Linked DNA regions of Homo sapiens: region 2 is linked to region 1. Evidence: read pairs that join two places in POLR2A ChIA-PET (ENCODE). Cell type or tissue: OCI-LY7. All regions are shown on one strand.

Evidence for each region. ChIA-PET counts read pairs that join two places held together with the same protein. Peaks named below come from ENCODE experiments on the same cell type or tissue, not always from the same donor. Only the 100,000 strongest peaks of a DNase experiment are listed, where the experiment ranks them.
Region 2: POLR2A ChIA-PET joins it to region 1 with 6 read pairs; 4 of 35 experiments call an interaction of 5 or more read pairs at or near these places.

What each region holds. Positions count from the first base shown.
Region 1 is chr2:47,790,907-47,795,906 of GRCh38, reverse strand. It overlaps MSH6 (mutS homolog 6), which reads right to left. Exons shown (of 10, transcript NM_000179.3): 2 at 4,784-4,980; 3 at 1-13. Among named protein-coding and RNA genes, the nearest start is that of MSH6, 10 kb to the right of the region's middle. In OCI-LY7, no CTCF peak of the experiment used is centred here; no DNase peak of the experiment used is centred here.
Region 2 is chr2:47,660,868-47,665,867 of GRCh38, reverse strand. It overlaps a transcript of MSH2 not described here. Among named protein-coding and RNA genes, the nearest start is that of KCNK12, 92 kb to the right of the region's middle. RefSeq lists enhancers at 879-1,378, 1,379-1,880. In OCI-LY7, CTCF peaks have their summits at 667 and 870; DNase peaks (open chromatin) are centred at 897, 1,844, 3,087 and 3,547; H3K4me3 peaks cover 1,714 bases; H3K27ac peaks cover 3,891 bases.

The DNA.
Region 1 (5,000 bases):
TTTGATTTTGAACCTAGAAAGAAATGTATTTATAAACAATAAGGGCCGGGTGCAGAGGCTCACGCCTGTAATCCCAGCAGTTCAAGACCAGCCTGGGCAACATAGCAAACCCCATCTCTATCTTAAAATATATATATGCCAGGTGTGGTGGCTCACGCCTGTAATCCCAGCATTTTGGGAGGCTTAGGTGGGCGGACTACTTGAGGTCAGGAATTCAAGACCAGCCTGGGCAATGTGGTGAAACCCCATCTCTACCAAAAAAAAAATACAAAAATTAGCCAAGGGTGGTGGTGTGCGCCTGTAGTCCCAGCTACTTGGGAGGCTGAGGTGGGAAGATCACTTAAACCTGGGAGGCAGAGGTTGCAGTGAGCCGAGATTGCACCACTTCACTCCAGCCTGGGCGACAGTGCAAGACCCTGTCTCGATGAAAAAAAAAAAAAAAAATGTATATATGTATACACACACACACACACACACACACACATAAAATAACTTGTTGGCTGGACACTTGACTCAACCTACAACATTTGCCCTAATGAACAAGAATGACAAGTATAATTTGTTATGCCCCATTACTTTTTATTGATATAGATAGATCAATAAAGCACAAAAGGAATAAATATTCAGGGAAAAACTACTGGTGAAACTAAAATCACCAATTTTACCTCCTTGAAGGTGCCCTATGGGTTCACCCAGGACTACTTAGTCTGTCTTCTAATGACCTGGGTCTACAGCCCTAAACAGGTAGGGCATACCTCTTCAAGTGAGGCAGACGATTTAAAAGAGGTTTGAGAATCTTTCTTAAAAACTTACTAGCTGGGCACAATGGCTCGCACCTGTAATCCCAGCACTCTGGGAGGCAGAAGCAGGCAGATCACGAGGTCAGGAGTTCAAGACCAACCTGACCAATATGGTGAAACCCCATCTCTACTAAAAATACAAAAATTAGCTGGGTGTGGTGGCACATGCCTGTAGTCCTAGCTACTCGGGAGGCTGAGGAAGGAGAATCACTTGAACCCGGGAGGCAGAGGTTGCAGTGAGCCAAGATCGCACCACTGCACTTCAGCCTGGGCGACAGAGCAAGACTCCATCTCAAAAAACAAACAAACACTTCAGGAAGACAAAGACTACACTGTCAGTTACATGCAGCTATGATATTAAATATGAGTTTGTCCCAAAGACAACTAGATCAGATATATCTAAATAAATAAAAGAATAACCAACCAATGTGCTACTTTAAGGGGCCTTCACATTTTGAAAGGGCAGCCCAGTTCAGACTCAACGCGTTAAAATTTATTTCTCAAAACAGTTCGTTCCATCAAAATACAACTTTAGGGCTGGGCGTGGTGGCTCACACCTGTAATCCCAGCATTTTGGGAGGCCAAGGCGGGTGGATCACTTCAGGTCACGAGTTTAAAGATCAGCCTGGCCAACATGGTGACATCCATCTCTCCTAAAAATACAAAAATTAGCCAGGTGTGGTGGTGCACACCTGTAGTCTCAGCTACTAAGGAGACTGAGGCAGGAGGATCACTTGAACCCCGGAGACAGAGATTGCAGTGAGCCAAGACTGCACCATTGCACTCCAGCCTGGGTGACAAAGTGGGTCTCCATCTCAAAAAAAGAAAAAAGAAACTGACTCCCGGGTTCAAGCAATTCTGCCTCACCCTCCTGAGTAGCTGAGATTACAGGCATGTGTCACCATGCCTGGCTAATTTTTGTATTTTTAGTAGAGACAGGGTTTCACCATGTTGGCCAGGCTTGTCTGCAACTCCTGACCTCAGGTGATCCACCTACCTTAGTCTCCCAAAGTGCTGGGATTACAGGCGTGAGCCACCACTGCCTGGCCTTACTGATCTCTTTTTAAAAATCATTCTGGGCCAGCCCAGTGGCTCACACCTAATCCCAGCACTTTGGGAGGCCAAGGTGGACGGATCACTTAAGGTCAGGAGTTTGAGACCAGCCTGGACAACGTGGTGAAACCTCAACTCTACTGAAAAATACAAAAATCAGCTGGGCCTGGTGGTGGGCGCCTATAATCACAGCTACTTGGGAGGCAGAGGCAGGAGAATCGCTTGAACCCAGGAGGCAGAGGTTGCAGTGAGCTGAGATTGTGCCATTCCACTCCAGCCTGGGTGATAAAGCTGGACTCCGCTGCAAAAAAAAAAAGTAATTCTGCCAAATTTTTTAAATCTCGAAATTGGTCCTAAAAGAGACTTCATATATCATCTGGTTCAATGAGAGATCTTTTTACTTTATTTATTATTTTATTTTATTTATTTATTTATTTATTTATTTTTGAGATGAAGTCTCACTCCGTTCCCCAGGCTGGAGTGCAGTGGCGCGATCTCGGCTCACTGCAACCTCCGCCTACCAGGTTTAAGCAATTCTCTGCCTCAGCTTCACGAGTAGCTGGGATTTCAGCTTATTTTTGTATTTTTAGTAGAGACAGTGTTTCACCATCTTGGTCAGGCTGGTCTCGAACGCCTGACCTCGTGATCCACCCGCCTGGGCCTCCCAAAGTGTTGGGATTACAGGCGCGAGCCACCGTGCCCAGCCTTTTTTTTTTTTTTTTTTTTTTTTTTTTTGAGACAGTCTCGCTCTGTCACCCAGGTTGGAGTGCGGTGGCATGATCTTGACTCACTGCAACCTCCGCCTCCTAGATTCAAGCGATTCTCTTGCCTCAGCCTCCCAAGTAGCTGGGATTACAGGCATGTGCCACCATGCCCAGCTAATTTTTGTATTTTTAGTAGAGACGGGATTTCACCATGTTTGCCAGGCTAGTCTGGAACTCCTGACCTCAGGTGATCCACCTGCCTTGGCCTTCCAAAGCGCTGGGATTACAGGTGTGAGCCACCATGCCCGGCCCCAGTGCAACCCCAATGAGATTCATTCTAAATATAAGTAAACAGTATCAGAAAATAAGTTACTTTAGCCAGATCACCCAACTACTTGGGAGCCTGATGCAGAAGGATCACTGGAGGCCAAGAATTCAAGACCACCCTGGGGGCAACATAGCAAGACCGTCATCTCTTTAAAAAAAAAAAAAAAAAAAAAAAACTATATAAAAATTAGCCAGGTGTGGTGGCAGACACCTCTAGTCCCGGTTACTGAGGAGGCTAAAACAGGGGGGAATCACTTGAGCCCAGGAGTTCAAGGCTCCAGTGAGCTATGATCCCAACACTATACTCCAGGCTGGGTGACAGAGTGAGACCCCCATCTCTTGAAAAGAAAACGAAAAAGTTGGCCGAGCCCAGGGGCATGGTGGCTTATGCCTGTAGTCTCAGCACTTTGGGAGGCCGAAGTGGGCAGACTGCTTGAGCTCAGGCAGGAGTTTGAGACCAGCTTGGGCAACATGGCAAAACTGTGTCTCTATTTCTTTTAAAAAGATTAAAAGAAAAAACAAGTTACTTTGCTTGGCCAAGATTATGTGGCAAGTTGGTAGAAGAGAGAACAAAACTTCCCAATTCTCTTTCCACCTGTATGTCAGATCACCATTTACATTTAATTTTAGACAAAATGCCCCCAATCCTTTTTTGTAGGATGAGCACTATGACGAAAGAGTGTGATTCTGGGAATTTCCCAGTTACCTGGGAAACTGACCCTTGTTTGGATTTTACAACACCGAGTACGACAACGTACTAGACTGGAGACTCTTGGGAGGCCGAAATGGGCAGATCACCTGAGGTCAGAAGTTGGAGACCAGCCTGGCCAACATGGTGAAACCCCGTCTCTACTAAAAATACAAAAATTAGCTGGGCGGCTGGGCACAGTGGCTCACGCCTATAATCCCAGCACTTTGGTAGGGGGAGGTGGGTGGATTACTGGAGGTCAGCAGTTCAAGACCAGCTTGGCCAACATGGTGAAACCCCATCTCTACTAGAAATAAAAAATTAGCTGGGCTTGGTGGTGTGCACCTGTAATCCCAGCTACTTTAGAGGCTGAGGAAGGAGAATCACCTGAACCCGGGAGGTGGCGGTTGCAGTGAGCTGAGATTGCGCCATTGCACTCCAGCCTGGGCCAAAAGAGCAAAACTCCGTCTCAAAAAAAAAATATATATATATAGCCAGGCAACGTGGCGTGTGCCTATAATCCCAAGCTACTCGGGAGGCTGAGGTAGGAAACTCTTGAACCCAGGAGACGGAGGTTGCAGTGGGCCGAGATTGCGCCACTGCACTCCAGCCTAGGCAACAGAGTGAGACTCTGTCTCCAGAAAAAAAAAAAAAAAAAAGAAAGAAAGAGAACTTGTACAAGAGACGATGGGGTGCACCTAGCCCAAGTGAGGCTAAACATGCCAGGCTGTTGATGTCTGTGATAAACAAGACTAGATCTGGGAAAAGAAAGTTATGGTTCCAGGAGTTTGGTGTGAAACTCAACTCAGATGTGTTCATTAGTGAGTAGTTTGAAGGCCAGGTAGTGCGCATCTCCATCTTTCCCTAGAGAATGTCGCTATCTATAGGCTATGTATCCTGATGACATTAACTTTCTCTTGGACCCTTCAAGATGGGGGGACAGTTTAGTTTACCCTTATTAAGGGTATAATATTGCTGTAAGTCACTCAAAGGACAGAAATAAAAATTCCATTCCACAAAACAAACCAGCTAAAGACCATGTTACATCCCTTTCCCATGCCAGAAGCTTTCACAACTGCCACCCCTTGCAATTTACTGGGGTAAAATACACTTAATTTCATCATATAGAAAAAAGTCTGCCTGTCTGTCTGTTTCTCTCACACACACACACACACACACAAACACACACACATGGCAGTAGTGACTCTTACCTGTATATGGCTTTAAAAGCCTTTTGCTAACCCAGCCCCTTGTTGGGCTGTCATCAAAAAACTGTACATGAACACGGACTGATTTCCCTTTCTCGCGGATGAATGTTCCATCAAAGGGGTGGTTGTAAACCAGACAAGGCCACCAGGGGTAACCCTCCATCTTGGCCCAAACCAAATCTCCTGGTGAGAAGTCACAACTGTTGCCAAAAGGAAATAC
Region 2 (5,000 bases), 130 kb after region 1:
GGGTGCGCTGGCTCACGCCTGTAATCCCAGCACTTTGGGAGGCCGAGGTGGGTGGATCACAAGGTCAGGAGATCCAGACCATCCTGGCTAACATGGCGAAACCCCATCTCTACTAAAAATACAAAAAATTAGCTGAGTGTGGTGGCAGACACCTGTAGTCCCAGCTACTCGGGAGGCTGAGGCAGGAGAATGGCGTGAACCCGGGAGGCGGAGCTTGCAGTGAGCCGAGATTGTGCCACTGCACTCCAGCCTGGGTGACAGAGCGAGACTCCGTCTCAAAAAAAAAAAAAAAAAAAAAAGACCATTTGCAAAGGGGGCCTGTGCTTTCAAAATGGAAAGAAAATTAGACAGTAGTTTCTTGAGGGGAGGGGGATGTGGTACTGTTTTAAAATAAGTTAAACTACTGAGGAGCACAGAGGAACAGAAAGAAAAAAATTCTTATGTTCCAGCTCAGAATTCTGTCACTTACCAGCTATATGATGCAGGCAAGCCATGCGGCTTCTCTAAGCCTCAATTTCCTCATCTGTAAATAGAGACAATGATTTCTGTCTATCATTGTGTGAATTAAATTAGATCATATATGGGAAAGGCCATAGACAAAGTATAAATCCCACTACAAATGTGGGGTATGATATTATTTGGTAAAGGCACATTGTACCGATAGTACCCTCCAGGAGCCAGCCGAGTTGGGAAGAGGGCACGGACCAATGGAATGACAAGGGACAGCCCAAGTGTGACCTGGGGTCACCCTGTCCCCATCAGAGTTCAATAAGAACTCCTTGAACTCCCATTCCTGTCCAGAGTTTTCTTTGCATTCTTGGCAAGAAGGCAGACTTTATAATCTCACTGCAGACCGGCTGAGGATAGGGGGCAGTGTGGCTCAGTGAGTAGAATAGGGACTGTGGAGTCAGGCTGCCTGGGTTGGAATGCTAATTCACCATCTGTGTGAACTTGGGCAAGTTAGGTAACCTCTCTGTGCCTCGGGTTCCTCATCTGTAAAACGAGGTTAATGACCTATACCTCATTGGATTGTTGTGAGGATTAAACGAAGTTATGAGCAAAGTGTTCAGAAAAGCACTTAGAGAAACACTGAGTGTCGTACTCACCTCAGGTTCCAGGCTCCCCGAAACAGATGCAGTTTATAAGGCATCTCTTCATCCCAAATGTGCTCACCCTGCCCTGTGCCAGCCACAGAACTTGGCCCCTCTCCTTGGCTTATCTTAAAACAAATAAAGGCAAAAGCAAAAGTAAAAAGGCACACACCAAAGGCTCTTTTGGGCCGGGCATGGTGGCTCATGCCTGTAATCCCAGCACTTTGGGAGGCCAAGGTGGGTGGATCACCTAAGGTCAGGAGTTCAAGACCAGCCTGGCCAACATGGTGAAACCCCTTGTCTACTAAAAATACAAACATTAGCCGGGCATGGTGGCATGCGCCCGTAATCCCAGCAACTCAGGAGGCTGAGGCAGTAGAATCGCTTGAACCTGGGAGGTGAAGGTTGCAGTGAGCCAAGATCGTGCCACTGCACTCCAACCTGGGCAACAGAGCAAGACTTCATCTCAAAAATAAATAAATACATAAAAATAAAGGCTATTTTGGCCTTAGAAAACTTTACTGAAGTACTGAAAGAAGTGGAGGAAATTTACACAAACATCTTAAAACGTAGACAGCTTGTGTTTAAAAGTCTCTACTGTGCATCTGCCAACCTGCTTCTGCCATGTCACTGGGTCTCTCTGCCCTTCCCCTTTCATGAGCAAATGCTTCCCCCAGCCCCATCCCATTCTGCCATGTCTTGTGAAAAGAAATTCAGCCCTCACTTTCTACAGCTTCTTCCTTCCAGGTCCTGCCTCGGGGCCTACCTTCTCATAACCAGATGGTTGTAACAGTATTTTCCTAAACCAAGACAATTTCCTTTCTAAGCAGGATTCTGGTGTTGCCTGGTAAGATAGCACATACCGTTTTCTCACCCTACTATAAACTCAAAAGTCATGAGATTGGATTTTGGGTTTTGAGTTGCCAATGGTTAGAGGAAAAAGGGGGAGCTCTCTGGTAGAGACCAAGTGTATTGAAATATGTAATAAGGCAGCTTTAGGCTAAACTTGATTTAACAAATCTAATAACGATGCAGTGTAATTCTCTCTTGAAACATAATTTTTCTCTCTAAAGTAACCCCTATTTCAATCACAGATAATCACAGTAAGACTAATTTGTTTGCAAAAGTCAGTTTAGAATCATTGTATTTGGCCTACTTATTTACAGAAGCACAGAAAGAATAGATTGATCATATATGCTCTTTTAAAATCTGCTTTGCTAGAACTTCTCATAAGGAATCTTAGAGTATAATTTTAAAAGTCACTCTAGGCTAGGAAGCCAAGTTATAGACTTACCGTCAGATTTTCCCTGTAATACATATAGATCTGGGTGAATTCCTCTCTTATCGAGGTCCCCAAATTATCCTGAGGTTCCTGGATCTGACCGGAAGTGACTTGCCTTACTCACCTGTAAGGGAATCATGTAAAAGAACCCTGCATGCAAAGTACCAGGATTTTTTTTTTCCAAGGGGTTTTATTGAGTCCACAAATTTAACCTTAGCTTCTTAAAACTTATCTAGTCAAATCTGATTCTATGCACATCATTCTCAACTATGACATCCCAGTGAAGGCCTTTTACCAATTGTATCTTGTTAAAAGGAGAACAGATTTTAATTGAATTTGTACAAATAACTTTATTGCCATGAACATAAGAGCACTCAATACGAGTTTGGTATTTGGCAGTACCATCCAGAGGTAGAGAAAACACCACATATGCATACTATACATACACAGATATACATAAACAGATAGATGCAAACAGAAATCTTCAAGTTTTTATTTAAAAATTTTAGCCATGTGCCAGGTACCGTAACATAAAACTCCCTAGTTTATAAAAGAGTAATTGGATCTAAATTATGTTTCTGGCAGATGGAATAAGTTAAGATTACTCTCTCAGATGGATAAAGCTTTTTACTACTTGTGGTAAAGACTTGAAATTTTTAAAAATGCCAGTTGGTTTCTAAATAGCTTTCTCCCCTCCCCCACCTTCTTCTGAGCATCTTCTCCCCAAAATTTGCATCTCAAAAAGATGCTGCTTAGGTCCTAGAGAAGACAGGGTAGAAAATTTACATATTAAAGGCACGGAGAAAGGATATATTTTCTCCCAGAAGGAGTTTTGGTGTTATTTGCTTATTATCAGAGGTCATATGGAGGCTGTGGACTAAATTTTAGGCAATTACTGAGGAGACTCTAGCAGCTGTCTGAATGTCTCCAAAGACCATCTGAGTGGATAAAATATCCAGTTATTTCTAATTAACCCTTTTCCTTTTCAGCTTCAGAGAGTTGACCTGGGGGACCCTCAGTCCCTTGAGATCAGTGGAGCCAAAAGCTCAAGTGACTGAGGGTCTGGAATAGGAAAGAAAAGAGTTTGGCAGGGGTGGATGGAAAGTTGGAGGAGGTGAGGCAGGAAAATAGGGTCTAGAGGCAGGGAACTTAAAGCCAGTGCACACTTCAACTATGACAGGAAATATCCTCTCGATTTTGTGTGTGTGTGTGTGTGTGTGTGTGTGTGTGAGACAGAGTCTCACTCTGTCGCCCAGGCTGGAGTGCAGTGGCGCGATCTTGGCTCACTGCAACCTCCACCTCCTAAGTTCAAGTGATTCTTCTGCCTCAGCCTCCTGAGATTTACAGGTGCGTGCCACCACACCTGGCTAATTTTTTTTGTATTTCTTTTAGTAAGGCAGGGTTTCACCATGTTGGCCAGGCTGGTCTTGAACTCCTGACCTCAGGTGATCCACCCTCCTTGGCCTCCCAAAGTGCTGGGATTACAGGCGTGAGCCACCATGCCCGGGCGTTCTGAAAGTTTTTCTTTAGTCCATTGATGTTAAAGTTATCAGAAATCTGTATTCAGGAATACCCATTAGAGTATTCTTCATGAAAATCAATTTAGGACTATAGATCACTGCAAATGCTTTTAGAGAAGAATTTAAAACAATAGCATGAATGACAGGCCAGGCATGGTGGCTCATACCTGTCCTGTAATCCCAGAACTTTGGGAAGCCAAGGCAGGTAGATGACTTGAGGCTAGTTTGAGACTGGCCTGGCAAACATGGTGAAACCATGTCTCTACCAAAAATACAAAAATTAGCCAGGCATGGTGGCACGTGCCTCTAATCCTAGCTACGCGGGAGGCTGAGGCACAAGAATCTCTTGAATCTAGAAGGCAGAGGCTTCAGTGAGCCGAGATTGTGCCACTGTACTCCAGCCTAGGTAACAGTGAGACTCTGTCTCAAAAAATAAAATAAAATAAAATAAAATAAAATAAAATAAAATAAAATAAAATAAAATAAAATAAAATAGCTGTGGATGACGACAACTTAAAATAGCCATGGTTAAATCTATGAAAGTGTTCAACTGACAAAGAAATTTAATTATTTCTATTATGTGCAGCATTTTAAGATAACAACCAGAATTATGACTGACCATATCACATCAGGATCGTCAAGACTTTGATAAATTTAATATAATCATTAGAATATTCACATTAATAACATACCTATACAAATATAACTTTAGAAAAGATTTAACATAACAAAATTATGACTGATAACATTTTAGATTTTTATAACATTATATAATTTGGGGAACATTTATATCAATAAATGTAACTGAAAGAAGATCTAGCATCAATTATCATTTGACAATTTCCTCCCATACAATTTACCTTAGCCAGGCATGGTGGCATGAGTCTGTGGTCCCAGCTACTTGGGAGGTTGAGGTAGGAGGATCGCTTGAGTCCAGGAGGCAGAGGTTGCAGTGAGCCGAGATCGTGGCATTGCACTCCAGCCTGGGTGACAGAATGACACCTTGTCTCAAAAAAAAAAAAGAAAAAGAAAAAGAAAAAATAATCTGTATTCCATACAATTTACCAAATAAGTCTAATCATTTAATATCTCTACAGGATGAGAGAT